2 separate regions of the Mus musculus genome follow, and region 2 is linked to region 1. The links are chromatin loops, found by intact Hi-C in ENCODE. Cell type or tissue: heart. All regions are shown on one strand. Each heading gives the region's core, and the rest is flanking DNA. Links, peaks and the distances in the headings are about the cores only.

The links. Hi-C counts contacts between places; a loop is a spot of excess contacts. Peaks named below come from ENCODE experiments on the same cell type or tissue, not always from the same donor. Only the 100,000 strongest peaks of a DNase experiment are listed, where the experiment ranks them.
Region 2: it touches region 1 in a loop (13-fold over the local background); 5 of 42 quality-filtered maps call a loop at or near these places.

What each region holds. Positions count from the first base shown.
Region 1 is chr7:42,641,130-42,644,046 of GRCm38, reverse strand. Zfp976 (zinc finger protein 976) reads left to right here and starts at 1,443. Exons shown (of 4, transcript NM_001242388.1): 1 at 1,443-1,567. The coding sequence starts at 1,565. In heart, for the core only: no CTCF peak of the experiment used is centred there; a DNase peak (open chromatin) is centred at 1,396; H3K4me3 peaks cover 1,154 bases; H3K27ac peaks cover 467 bases.
Region 2 is chr7:43,113,691-43,116,607 of GRCm38, reverse strand. It overlaps a transcript of Zfp936 not described here. Among named protein-coding and RNA genes, the nearest start is that of Gm17768, 37 kb to the right of the region's middle. In heart, for the core only: no CTCF peak of the experiment used is centred there; no DNase peak of the experiment used is centred there.

The DNA.
Region 1 (2,917 bases), core at 184-2,683:
CAGCTTCTGGTGGCAGACTACATTTATAAAGGTCACTGAAGATGGTAATTCTTTCTCCTGTTCTTCATGTCTTACCCTGACCAGCAAGCTCAGTTTTTGGAAAACTGGCCTACTTATTCCTAATTGTGATGTAGACTGAAGACCAGCAGTGTCATCCAGCCACATGGACTGAGCCACTACTATATTCTTCATCTGTCCATTTGCAGACAGCCATTGTTGGACTGGTTGGACCACAGCTTACAAGCCATTCCAATAAATCCACTTTCTACATGTACAGAGAGATCCGTTCTATCAGTTTTGTCCATTAGGATACCTTTATTAATACAGCTGTGGGTTTTTTCCTCTTCGCACTAAGGAAGATGTGCTGGCTAGCAATAGTGTTGTGTAGAGTTTCTCATCTCTTTCCTGCTTTTCTCCTGGGGCTGTGTAAAGTCTGATGCCTACCAGGTGAAACATAGCTGCAGTTTACCTGACCCGACCATGAAACCACAGAACAAAAATCTTAGTGTTTCCTAAAAATCTCCTCAATTGTCAATATTCTGGGTGCCCTTCCCCTATGGACTGGATTGTTTATTACACTGCAAGTTAAATAATGGGCCCTGCAAGCTATCTGCCTTGATTACAGGAGGGAGAAGGGGAGTGCTGGAAGCCAGAAGCAAGACTTTCCCTCCCCCCTGCTGCTTGAGGAATTCTCAGTTTGCAGAAGCCTTTCCCTTCCCCCTGCTCCTTGCCCTTTCCCTGCTGATATAAACAAGCCTTTCCCTGCCAGTGTAAAGAAGCTCAAGACTGCCTGCCCCCTTCCCCATCTGAGGGGACTGTCTAATGGTCAAAATGACCACAACTGCCATAGCAAGACTAGCTGTTCTCAAAAATTTGCTATAACAATAAAAACGGTCCCTGGGACCCCGGCCTCAGTTTGAATTCTAAGATAAACCGACCTTGCTGACAAAGTTTCTGACATCGCTGGCTGACACCAAAAGTAAAAAACATAACTGTTACTTTGCTGGCCAACATTGATAAAGTTGTGTAACCCTCCCTCCATGCCCCACAAATAAAGAGTAGTTAAAAAAAACAAAAAACTGTAGTTTAAGCAGTTGGGATTTACTCTCCCTGCGAGGCTGAGCAACCCTGTGCGCATTGGAATAAAAACCTGTCTTGCCATTGCAGCGATCTATTGTCAAGCTGTGTCTCTAGGGGTCGCGTTCTCAACATTTGGGCCCCTGGGGTCCTAGCACAACCCCTTTGCTTTATCCCATCAGTGCACTCTCACCCTATTATCTGGAAAACGGTCGGCCCTGGAACAGCAACGTGGGCCAGGAATCATTAAACTGAGTCCCTTCATCACACACTAACCTTAAGGGAGTTGCTTATGTCATTCAAGACTCGCTGGCCAATCACGGCCTCCAGTCTGACCTGCCAGTCAGAAGTGGAGGCGGGTGCTTCCCGGTGCTATGCTGCCGGTTCCAAACTATATCTGAGGAGTGTGGTGTGGTTTGTGTGTCCTGCTCTGTGTGCTACTGCTGGGTGCTGTGAGGGGAATTCAGACGAGCTCAGACCTCGCGACATGGTGAGTATATGGCAGCTGCTTCCAATGGGAAGGGGCAGGCGATTGAACAACTGGAGCGAGTATGGTGAGTCCTCCCTGGGGCAGGGTGCGCACCGCGAACCTCAGGTATACAGGGCCACTTGTGAGGTCTTTTGTGGTCTTAGCTGCTCTGAAAAACTCTGCTCTGGGGCTTCATCTGCGCGAATATTTAAGCATGGGCTTGTGTGTTGAAACCTTCTTGGCAAGATGGCAAACACAGAAATGCCTAGTTTCTCCAGTATCTTCTACAATTTTGTTTGTTTGGTTGGTTGGTTCTTTATAACTTTTGGATATTACCCCTTATTGGCTATAGGGTTGGTGAACATCTTTTCTCAGTTTGTAGGCTACTGTTTTGTCCTATTGACAGTGTCCTTTCCCTTACAGAAGCTTTTCATTTTCTAGAAATGTATTAACTGTTGGTCTTAGAGCCTGAGCCATTGGTGTTCTGCTCAGGAAATTCTGTGTCCTGTACCAATGCATTCAAGGGTATTTCCTACTTTGTCTGCTGTTAGATTCAGTGTAGCTGGTTTTATGTGAGGTCCTTGATCCATCCTGTGCAGGGTGATTCTTCTATACACACAGCCAGTTAGACCAGAACATTTGTTCACCGTGCTTTCTTTTTCTATTCTATGGTTTTGGCTTCTTTGCCTAAGAAGTGTCCATAGGTGTATGAGTTCATTTCTGGGTATTCGATTCCACTGATCTGCCTGTCTGTACTGATACCATTTGGTTTCTATCACTATTGCTATGTAGTACAGCTTGAGATCACGAATTGTGATGCCTCCAGAAGTTTTTTTATGGTTCGGGATTTTTTGGGCTATCCTGGGAGTGTTTGTTCTTCCATATGAGGTAGAGATTTCCACTTTCTATTTTTTTTGAGATTTAGTTATTTGTTATATATAAGTACGCTCTAGCTGTCTTCAGGCACACCAGAAAAAGGCTTCAGATCTCATTACAGATGGTTGTAAGCAATTATGTGGTTAATGGGATTTGAACTCAGGACCTCTGGAAGAACAGTCAATAATTTTAAATGCTGAGCTATCTCTCCAGCCTGAGACTTGCAACTTCAATGTGTGTAGAAAATTGTGTTTGAATTTTGAGGGGAATTGCATTGACTTTGTAGATTGCTTTTGGTACCATGGCCATACTGACTATGTTTTTTGGTTGTCTGTTTTTCAAAACTGGTTTTTCTGGGTGATGAGCTTGTGGTCCTAGGACTTGTTCCATCTACCAGGCTCGCCTTGAACTCAGAGAGTTCTGCCTGCCTCTGCCTCTCTGCCTCTCTGCCTCTCTGCCTCTCTGCCTCTCTGCCTCTCTGCCTCTCTGCCTCTC
Region 2 (2,917 bases), core at 107-2,606, 470 kb before region 1:
TCTGAGCACGGGGTTTATAATTCCCACAAAATAACTCATAGAGGCGTCTATACTGTCATATTTCTGGCTCTCCACTTACTGCTGCTCTCTCTTCCACACTGAGAGAATCCATGCTCTTCGGAAATGAAGGTGATCAGAAAGGTAAGCTCTGTCTGGCTTTGTAGACCCTCGGGCCCAAAGTAGGTTTCAGGAAGTCCCAGTCCTACCGATTTGCACACAAGGTCATGTTAAACAGTAATTTAATGTCTACTTCCTGTCACATGGATTTTGTCACAATATGTGGAATCTGACATGTCCACCTTCACAATACCATGCACACCTGGAAAACCTCTGCATCTTCAAAACTCCTATTATGACCAATAGTTGAGTTTCCTTGAATCACATCTTTGCAGTTGGTGGTCATGAAAAGTTCAAAGGATTGTAATCAAATATTACTGAAGGATGATCTCTATCACCTTCTCTCTACCAGTTTCTTAACTATTGGGAAAAGTTATCACACAAAACAGAATGTGGAATGCAATGGTCAGAACTTCTAGGAACTAGACCTTCAGGTTTACACTGGCCTTCCCACTGCATCCCAAAACCAATACTTCTGTGTGTACCATGGACAGAGATATTATAAGCACCACACCCTTCCATTGCCAGGGCTACTCCTCTCTAGCGAATACATACTCAGTGAGGCTCAAGGGCCAAGAGCCTTTGCGCAGGTTACCATATGTATTAACAAAACCACAATCTAGCTCTCAGTACATGTCACTCTTTAGCTAATTGGACCTGCTCTTCCTGGTCTGGTGACAGTGGCTCCCAGCCTGAACATGGCATGGTTTCTGGACTCCCTCATAGCTCCCTACAGCTATTTTAGAGAAGAATCCTGGAATGAACCTGTAAGGCCCCACCCACTAGTACTACTAATTTCTTCGCTTACCCAGAGTCCTTCATTGGCTAATACAACCAAACCAGTTCTCAGGAAAGTAGCAGCTCCTCCATTAAGGGATCAAAGATTAAAAGGCTCAGACAGTGAGGCCTTTCTAGCTCTGTCCTTCTACCCTCTGGCCAGACAGATCCCTAGACTGGGAAAATGTATTTTAGTCAAACTTTGGAGTCACCAGAGTACTTCCTGTTCTCCTTGCAAGGCACAGGGTCCTCTTTGTGAACATTACATGACACAATCAGTGTACAGTGCAGTCATCTCTACTTCATAGAATCTAAGTCCTGCACCCAAACTTCAGTCAAATTCACACTGTAACAATGATTACAGCAAAAACTGGCAGCTGGGTGTGGTGGTGCTCGCCTTTAATCCCAGCACTTGAGAGTAAGAGTGGCAGAGAGGCAGAGAGGCAGAGAGGCAGAGAGGCAGAGAGGCAGAGAGGCAGAGAGGCAGAGAGGCAGAGAGGCAGAGAGGCAGAGAGGCAGAGAGGCAGAGAGGCAGAGCCAGGCAGAACTCTCTGAGTTCAAGGCGAGCCTGGTAGATGGAACAAGTCCTAGGACCACAAGCTCATCACTCAGAAAAACCAGTTTTGAAAAACAGACAACCAAAAAACATAGTCAGTATGGCCATGGTACCAAAAGCAATGTACAAAGTCAATGCAATTCCCCTCAAAATTCAAACACAATTTTCTACACACATTGAAGTTGCATGTCTCAGGCTGGAGAGATAGCTCAGCATTTAAAATTACTGACTGTTCTTCCAGAGGTCCTGAGTTCAAATCCCATGAACCACATAATTGTTTACAACCATCTGTAATGAGATCTGAAGCCCTTTTCTGGTGTGCCTGAAGACAGCTAGAGCGTACTTATATATAACAAATAACTAAATCTCAAAAAAAAAAAATAGAAAGTGGAAATCTCTACCTCATATGGAAGAACAAACACTCCCAGGATAGCCCAAAAAATCCTGAACCATAAAAGAACTTCTGGAGGCATCACAATTCGTGATCTCAAGCTGTACTACATAGCAATAGTGAAAAAAACCAAATAGTATTAGTACAGACAGGCAGATCAGTGGAATCGAATACCCAGAAATGAACTCATATACCTATGGACACTTCTTAGGCAAAAAAGCCAAAACCATAGAATAGAAAAAGAAAGCACGGTGAACAAATGTTCTGGTCTAACTGGCAGTGTGTATAGAAGAATCACCCTGCACAGGATGGATCAAGCACCTCACATAAAACCAGCTACACTGAATCTAATAGCAGACAAAGCAGGAAATACCCTTGAACGCATTGGTACAGGACACAGAATTTCCTGAATACAACATCAATACTCGCTCCAGTTGTTCAATCGCCTGCCCCTTCCCATTGGAAGCAGCTGCCATATACTCACCATGTCGCGAGGTCTGAGCTCGCCTGAATTCCCCTCACAGCACCCAGCAGTAGCACACAGAGCAGGACACAGAAACCACACCACACTCCTGGGATATAGCTTGCAACCAGCAGCATAGCAGTGGGAAGCACCCGCCTCCACTTCTGACTGGCAGGTCAGACTGGAGGCAGTGATTGGCCAGCGAGTCTCCAGTGACATAAGCAACTCCCTTAACGTTAGTGTGTGGTGAAGGGACTCAGTTTAATGATTCCACGTTGCTTTTCCAGGGCCGACCGTTTTCCAGATGAGTAGGGTGAGAGTGCACTGATGGGATAAAGCAAAGGGGTTGTGCTAGGACCCCAAGGGCCCAAATGTTGAGAACGCGACCCCTAGAGACACAGCTTGACAATAACTTGACAAAACTTGACAAAAATAACTTGACAAAAACTTGTCTCGCTGCAATGGCGAGACAGGTTTTTATTCTGATGTGCAGAGGGTTGCTCAGCCTCGCAGGGAGAGTAAATCCCGATTGCTTACACTACAGTTTTTTGTTTTGTTTTTTTTTTAACTACTCTTTATTTGTGGGGCTTGGGGGGAGGGTTACACAACTTTA